3 separate regions of the Homo sapiens genome follow, and all the other regions are linked to region 1. A link is a contact called in ENCODE Hi-C data. All regions are on one chromosome and are shown on one strand. Each heading gives the region's core, a stretch centred on a gene start or an enhancer-like site at or near the end of the contact. The rest is flanking DNA. Distances are from core to core; before and after follow the strand shown. Region 1 has its middle 170 kb from the start of HAO1. Region 2 overlaps PLCB1 (phospholipase C beta 1). Region 3 overlaps PLCB1 (phospholipase C beta 1).

Region 1 (2,700 bases), core at 195-2,694:
CTTATCCATGAATCTGGCACTTTTGATTATTGCTTGGTGCTTGGGGACAGGAGGTGACAAAAGTAATTCTTATGGACTAGAAACTTGAGTTGTAAGAAAAAAAATAAACTGGTGAAGTAGTGTGTTGGGCCCTGTGATATCTAAAACCCCCTTTAGGACTGAAAGGCTTATCCCTTCATTTGCTGGGTAATGCTGCTAGAAGACGACTTCTACTGCCAGTCCTCCTCGGGGAGACTGCTTTAGCTGAAAAACCAGGCTTGTCCTAGATCATGACTCTTTCCAGTGCAGCCTACATCCAATGACTGATCACAAAGAGATATAGCTGGGCCAACTCCAAGGGGCCATTCTAGCCCCAACCCCCTACTGCTTCACTGGAACTGCAATCTCCCTTGTCTTAGTCTATTTTCTGTTGCTTACAACAGAATACCTGAAACTAGGTAATTTATAAAGGAAATAAATTTATTTCTTACAGTTATGGAGGCTGAGAAGTCCAAGGTCAAGGAGTCACATATGGTGAGGATCTTCTTGCTGGCGAGAATGCTTGCAGAGTCTTCAGGTGGCAAAGGGCATCACATTGTGAGGGAGCTAAATGTACTAGCTGAGCTCTCTTTTCTTCTTCTTATAAAGCCACCAGGCCAACTCCCATGATAACTCATTACCTATTAATCCCATTAGTTGATGAATGAATTAATTTATTCATGAAAAAGACAGAGCCTTTATGATCCAATCACCTCTCAAAAGTCCCATCTTTTAATACTGCCACATTAGGGATTAAGTTTCAACATGAGTTTCAGAGAGGACAAACATTCAAACTGTATCATCCCTCTATCCAGTTCTGCTCTTTCTCCCTCATTTCCACAAATGTTCATCATAAGAGCATTTCTAATTAATTAGATTCTCTATGCTAATCTCTATCTCAGAGAATCATGAGCTAAGCCTACTATCAATGTCTTTTACTTTATCAAGCTGCCATATGCAGGATCGCACACACACACACACACACACACACACACAAAAGTGCTTCTTCTTATTTGTATTTTAACAGACAGTAGAGCTCTCTTATAATAATAACTACTTCCTTCCTGGTTTTTCATTGTTTGGTATGGCTTAATAAAATGAATACGTCTTTGCTTTTTCCCATCCTAAGTATAGATTTAACCTGTTCTCATGAAAAAGTATAAAGAATTAGTTTACTGTAGACTTATTATGTCTTTCTATTTTTATCATTTGTTTTTAGAAATTGGTGAGCCCATTCATGATTACACATATGAACAAATCAGTTCCCAGTAACTCTGGCAGATTTCTAAGCAATCTTGCTTAGAAAACACCTGGTAAAATATACTTTCATTCAACTTCAGGTGATTCAAAAGCAGCTGAAAGTCACTTAAGTGGAAATACAAATATGATGCTGCTTTTCAAATCAAAAGCAAGATCTCAACTCCACAGGATGTGGCAGATTGCCAGGTGTTTCATTTCTGACCAACAACTATACTGTCGGGAGCTTCTCTACGTAATTGACAAACCAAAACCCAAAGCACCAAGGTTAACAATTCACTTCTCTTTGGCCACAGAACTGGTATTGTGTTATTCCTGTACTGCACATAAATCACTTTCATAGGGCCATTAGAGGGTTGTTTTGAGGCCTAGAAGACTAAAATCAAACCTCTGGGTAGCTGAGCAATGTCAGAACAAGGTACAGAGTGGGTTTAGGGTCACTTTGGAGCCACTGTCAGTTTTCTTCTTTTTTTGCTTCTGAAGCTGCAAAATCATTTTGGCCCAAGGGCAGTCCACTTGAATTCTATGCAGACAAGAGACAGACTCGTGGTTTCTCCACAAGATTTTGATGTACTAGATCAGGACATCAAACATCAGCCCATCTCCAGATATAAAAAGCAACTTCGTAGGTTTTCAGATTATGTTTTGCCAACCATCTGGACTATGAGACAGATACTTGAGACAGAGGATGTTACAGGAGCTGACCACCATTGTCACAAATCATTGGTGTGCAGAGGTTGAGGTGCCTCACTCTTCCCTGTATGTGTGCCACAGGACTCTCCAGAGAGCTGGTAAAGAATAGGAAATTAATGTAAATGTGTGTTACACTGAGTGTGTGAAATTGCTAAAGAAAAGATTAAATTATTACTTGATCGTGTTATTTAACTTCCTTTCTTTCGAACGAATAGAAGGAAATGAAAATTGACATTTCTCAATGCCTATAATGTCAGTTGCCCTACATAATTTATATATGTACATTTTAGTTATAAATAATATAATGGGACATAATTAAAAGTCCCATTTAATTCTCACAATAAATGTATGAAAAGAAAAAATAAGTCCTTAGAACATCCATAACCTACCTCAGTTTATACAAATAATCAAGTGAAATCATTTCAGAATTTGAATACAAGTTGTAGTGGCTTCACAAAATATGATATTCCCACCCTTATGCCCAATGCCATGTGGGCTATGATCTAAGCCCTAACTAAACAGTAAAATATATTCTCTTCTGCTGATTTTCTTCTTTTTTTTAAACTCATAAAAGAAGTGAAAATTTTTCCATACAGTTTACATTTTTACTAATCTTTTCCTCTATGATAAACTTTTGGTAGGGCCTTCTATTTATGAAGTGAGCCATGCTCTTTTCATGACCCTATTTGTTCAAGGCATAGTGGGTAATACTGAGATGAAGCAGGCACTGAC
Region 2 (2,700 bases), core at 179-2,678, 620 kb after region 1:
AAGGTGAGACAAGACCACTGAGATTAAAAGATCAGAAAATTCTCCTCACACACCTAATACATTTTCTCTATGCCACCTGGTACTTCTGTACTCAAATGCTGCTTGATTTTTATATTTATACCCAAGAATTACTGATTTCAGGTAAGAACAGAGGGCTTGAGAGAAGAATTTGCTCATCACTGCCTGCCATGAATGGGCATAGCTCTGTGAACAGTTATTGTATTTTTTTTTCCTCAGGTATATAGAATACTTTATCAAAACCAAAACTCACTGTTTCTCCAAGTGAGTTCCTTGGAATACTAATAGATGCTATAAAAATGTCATCTAGGTGTGGTGGCTCACATCTGTAATACCAGCACTTTGGAAGGCCGAAGCAGGAGGATTGCTTGAGGCCAGGAGTTTGAGACCCAAAGCCCTATCTCTTAAAAAAAATATAGGTGGATGCAGTGGTGCATGCCTGCCTATACTCCCAGCTACTCAGTATAGGCTGAGGCGGGAGGATTTCTTGAGTCCAGAGTTCAAGGCTGCAGTGAACTGTGATTGCACCACTGCACTCCGGCCTGGGTGACTGGTCAAATAAGTTTGGGAAATGCTAAGGGTTCCTTTATTGCAGGATTTCTCACAGCTTTTGATGTGTTGGACATGGGTTAGTGTCACTTCTTTCTTTTTTCTTTAACTATGGGTCTCTTGGTCACAAGCATCTCATAGGATTAATATAAATGTTCTAAAAGCCATTTATTATGAAGTTAACCACACTTAATAAACTAGAACACCAGTTTATGAGTGATGCTTGTCTTCACAGTAGTGCAGATCCTATTAAAGATGTTTAGAGAACAGGTTCTTAGGTGATCTAAACCAGAAAGGCCTTTTTCATATATCTTGATAATATTAATATAATGTTGAATTTTGTCTTGTATTATATTATGATGTTTTGAATTTTAAAGTTTACTATTTGCATTCTTCCCACCTAATTAATTTTTTTAATTTGAGACCTTATGACAGAAAACCATCAGCATTGCCCACATATTACTCAAAACACAAGAATTTCATTTATTCCCATAGCACCTGGAATCTATGCTGGCATTTAGACAAGCCTAATGCCTAGTGTACCACTAGAGTGAGATTCTCTGTCCACTCTTAACTATTTCTAGAGCCTATTTTTCTATGGTTTCACATCTTATGACTTATATAAAATTGGTACTACTTGGCCTTTGTGGAAGGATTTTAAGTCAAGGTAAACCTTGAATTGAGGTTAGATTAAAAGTGGTAGAACTTACTTAGGGAGCAATAACTTTTAATAGTCATAGTTTCTTTTCGGTTCCTGGTGTGTGTGTGCAGAAAGAAAGAAGTCTGATGATTCTCTGGTTCATGGGAGTTGACTTTTATGCCCTGAAAGTGAGGCTTTGCTTCTGTATCCTCACACTGGGGAACAGCAGTGGTTAAGAGGCTCCACCAGTATTACTCATGTGGTCACAATCAAGTTGCTTAACTTCATGTCTTGCTTTCTTCATCCATAAAATGAAGTTAATAGTACTATTTCTCAGGGTTATTGTGAGGACTAAAGGCCATAACATATATTTCATAATAGGGGATCTGTAAGTTGTAGTTACTGTTATCCTTAAAACTATAGGCCATTAGTGCATATGTTTAATAGGCTTGAAGCTGTGCCATTATTTGACAAGTTAAACTCTTGGTTGCATCATCCATATTCTCAATGTTTTTCTTTAGGTATTTGCATTTGCCATCTATAGTATATAGGCTTCTATCTGGCAAAGTTTTCACTTTTAATGGTATCTTTAACAATATTTTTCAAAAGCTTTGAGCATCACTCATATTTCAAAAATAGTAAGGTCATGTTAAACTTTTAAATTAAATCGTTTCTTCCTAGACTATTTCAAGATTTGTAATACCTGGTTAAAATTGTTTAGCAAACACAATTTTTCTTTCTATGAATGTTAATTAAAAATTAAATTTGACTCTCTTTAGTTGAAATTAGTCATTTTGTATCTGTGCATGAATTACATTTTCCTTGATTCTTATAGTACCTTAGTATAAATAAATTTAGTAAGAGTTTAAAAAGAAGTTTCCTTGGTTGAGGTACATACAAACAATATGGGAAATTGAACACCTATTGACTTTATTATTTTTGCCATAGATAAATCTCTACTGTCGAAAGCAGTAGTTAATGAGACATTTATTTTATTTTATGGGTCTCTGAAACATGCTTCTCTATTAATCAATTTGCTTGCAATTTTGTTTGAAGATTAAAGATTCTTTAGAAGGCATTGTCTACATATTATTACTTATGGATACCAGATGAAAATCTAAATAAAATTAATTTAAGATCTCTTATATTAGTTCTGTCCTACACATATACCAAAGAATGTGGAATGGCTGAATAAGGAAAATTAAATTTTAAGTTTACACAATTTTAAAGTCAATAATGCTTTCAAATAAATTATCTATACATAATATTGAAAAGGAATAGCTCTTAGAATATCTAAAATAAAAATAGATGATTGAGTGGGATATTTCACATGAGTTGGTGGTTTATAAAACTTTGAGAAAGTATGTTAAAGAATAAATTGTGTAAGTAATAGCGAACTAGACTCAGTATTTAATTTTATGCTTAGCTGCTCAAAATTTCATGGTTTGAGTTGAGAATTCTTAAGTCAAATAATTTATTTGAAGGATACTGTA
Region 3 (2,700 bases), core at 142-2,641, 830 kb after region 1:
CTCCCACTTATAAGTGAGAACGTGTGAGTTGGTTTTTAATTTATTTCCCTGACTTGTGATACCCATTGTGAAAATGTATATTATGGGTTTAAAAATAATAATGGTAATAACAGAAATGTTAAAAGCTAACATTTCTTGAGCACTTTCTATGTGCTAATTTGTACTGATCACTGACTGAGCCCTTGTGTAGATGAGGAAGTGGAAGAGTTGAGTGACTGCCCCCACTAGCATGGCTGTGATGTGCAAAGCCAGGACTCACCCAGGTTATTCATTCCTAAACTAGAACACCTCTGAGCAAGTTTTCTTTGCACTTGAGTAAAGCAGATGGATTAATGTTTGCTAGAAAGCTACCAGACATTGATAGAGAGCCAAGTTTGCAATGGAAAATTTGTCTAAACCTGCTAGTGTTAACTGGTATGATCTCCCCTTGTTTTGAGACCAGGCTTGTTCTGGAAGTGTTGCGGCTGTTTTCTTCTACAGCTCTATCAATCCCTTCCTCTTTCCCTCCCTTGCAGCACCAACACCTTCACCATCATCACCCTTTTATCTCTTAGGTCTTGATGGCTTCCACATTTTAGGATATCTGATGGTCCTCCAATGTCACTTAATGTATTTTCCATTGGGCAGCATCTTCTCTAGCCTCAGATAAGAATTAAAGTTCTCTCATGAGACTAGTTTGAAAAGCTGAACCTATGAGACAAAGTATAATTTTCCAATACCCATAATGATGGATATTCTAAATAAAGAAGAGTATATGACACCAACACCAAGTTTTTTTTTTAATCAAAAGCAAGGTTGACTCTTGGTATTCCTAGAATAGAGGCTTTTATAACAGACCTTAAACTGCCTTAATTTAAAGCAGGTGTATAAAATACAAAATGGTATTTAAAGAGGTGTAGAGATATTAATTAAAATAGGCTTGCTGAAATGCCAGGGATATCATCACTTCTGAAAATTGAATTAAGCCCTGAATGTCAATGGTGAATTAACATGAATAGACTTATCTATCCCTGTCCAAATATATTTTATCCACAAGCTGTGTAATACACGATGATTAACCAGAGGTTACAGATTCTAGCTGAAACCCAATCAAATTCTTCAGAATCCTAATTGAGGAATGCATTCAGGTCAAAGAATATTAACAGAAAAGCCTCTGTCATTTAAAGGGCAAGCAGAGTGAGTGCTTAAAAGTGTTCAAAATTTTGCTTAATTGTTCTCTTCTTGAGCTATTGTTCTTGATGATTTAGAAAACCTGTGTGCTGCAAGTTTAACTGCTTTAATTACAGTGATGTCAAATACATAGGCCTTTCTATTTAAAGGGATTTTAATTTCTGTGGCTTATGAAAGAGAAACTGAAAGCATAGTTAAAAGTGAATATGTTAGTTGAGAAAGTTCCTGTTCTTACCAAGCAATAAAATTTTCCTAAATGGATGTTTGAAGGAGAGCTGGTGTTCAGAGGTGTGGTTCAGTTGAAGCTCCTCTGGTAGAAGCCCAGCATTTTGTCTGTCTAGTTTTTTTGTCCTTAGCATTGCTTACTTTTGTAAAGCCCCAGATATATATAACTCATTGTTAAAGTATCACATGGTTTGTACAGCAGGATGATTTGCATTATATGAAGGACACCGAAACACAGAAAATGAAAGGTCTACGGTGTATGACAAACAGGACAAATGCTCTAGCAAAAATAAATTCTACTTTCTCTCAAAATTAGCATACTTGTTATTTAAAGAAATGTGCCAGAAGAGAAATACAAGATTTTCTTTTCTTTTTTCTCATTGACTTTAACTCTCTCTGAATGGCACCTATAACTAAAAATACATCTCGGGAATCAAGTAACCCTCTTTTATATACATCCCTCTAAATCTATGGCTAAGTTCAATGTTTAAGGTTGTCAAAGTGGCTCCCATCCAAAATCGGGTTAACATTTGCACTTTGCCTAAAGTGGGACTCCTAGATAAAATTCAAACGACCTTTCTGGTAATCCCAGCGTGTGGGTTTTAGCATCACCAGCTGGCTCCAAATGGGCCACTGCTCTCTCTACAAAGAGGAGGGAGCCTTCAACACAGGGGCCATGCTTGTCCATTCAACTGTGTCTAAATTCACAGATCAGTGTTTCTCTCAGTCCCTAGACCAGCAACATCAGCATCCCTTGGGAACTTGTTAGAAATGCAGAGTCTCAGGCCTTGCCTCACCGAATCAGCACCTCTGGGGTTGGACCTAGCAATGTGTGTTTTAACAAATCCTCCAGGTAATTCTGATGCACACCTAAGTTTGAGAACCACTTTTGTAAATGTGTGTTTCAACTTGACACTAACCAATAATTCTACCACTTAACATTAACAGCTTTCAATTTTATGATCCTTTGTGTTGGACAGGTCAAAGTGGGTGATTTCAACTGCTTAATGGGTACAGAATTTTATTTTGGGGTGTTAATAATATTTTGGAACTAGATAGAGGTGGTGGTTGCACAACCTTGTGAATGTACTAAATGCCACTGGATTCTTCACTTTAACAATGAGTACTATTGGCCGGGTGTGGTGGCTCACGCCTGTGATCCCAGCACTTTGGAAGGCTGAGGTAGGTGTATCACATGAGGCCAGGAGTTTGAGATCAACCTGGCCAACATGGCGAAACTCTGTCTCTATTGAAAACACAAAAATTAGCTAGGTATGGTGGCATGTGCCTGTAATCCTAGCTACT

What was found. Hi-C counts contacts between places; a loop is a spot of excess contacts on that map. Pooled maps may share reads with other maps.
Region 2: a loop to region 1 is called in a map of OCI-LY7, with 4 times the contacts of the local background. The contact joins two enhancer-like sites. A Hi-C loop is called at or near these places in 1 of 168 maps with a recorded cell type or tissue (OCI-LY7), 5 of 37 single-sample maps with no recorded cell type and 4 of 50 pooled maps.
Region 3: a loop to region 1 is called in a map with no recorded cell type, with 9 times the contacts of the local background. The contact joins two enhancer-like sites. A Hi-C loop is called at or near these places in 5 of 37 single-sample maps with no recorded cell type and 4 of 50 pooled maps.

The regions. Positions count from the first base shown.
Region 1 is chr20:7,769,232-7,771,931 of GRCh38, forward strand. No RefSeq gene overlaps it. Among named protein-coding and RNA genes, the nearest start is that of HAO1, 170 kb to the right of the region's middle. Within about 2 kb of position 1,445, at least 2 of the 41 ENCODE cell types and tissues checked have a DNase peak (open chromatin) inside an H3K27ac peak, as active enhancers do; they include OCI-LY7, where a contact is called at or near this core.
Region 2 is chr20:8,393,068-8,395,767 of GRCh38, forward strand. The region is part of intron 3 of PLCB1 (phospholipase C beta 1); the gene reads left to right. Among named protein-coding and RNA genes, the nearest start is that of PLCB1-IT1, 150 kb to the left of the region's middle. Within about 2 kb of position 1,429, at least 2 of the 41 ENCODE cell types and tissues checked have a DNase peak (open chromatin) inside an H3K27ac peak, as active enhancers do; they include OCI-LY7, where a contact is called at or near this core.
Region 3 is chr20:8,601,445-8,604,144 of GRCh38, forward strand. The region is part of intron 3 of PLCB1 (phospholipase C beta 1); the gene reads left to right. Among named protein-coding and RNA genes, the nearest start is that of RNU105B, 230 kb to the right of the region's middle. Within about 2 kb of position 1,392, at least 4 of the 41 ENCODE cell types and tissues checked have a DNase peak (open chromatin) inside an H3K27ac peak, as active enhancers do.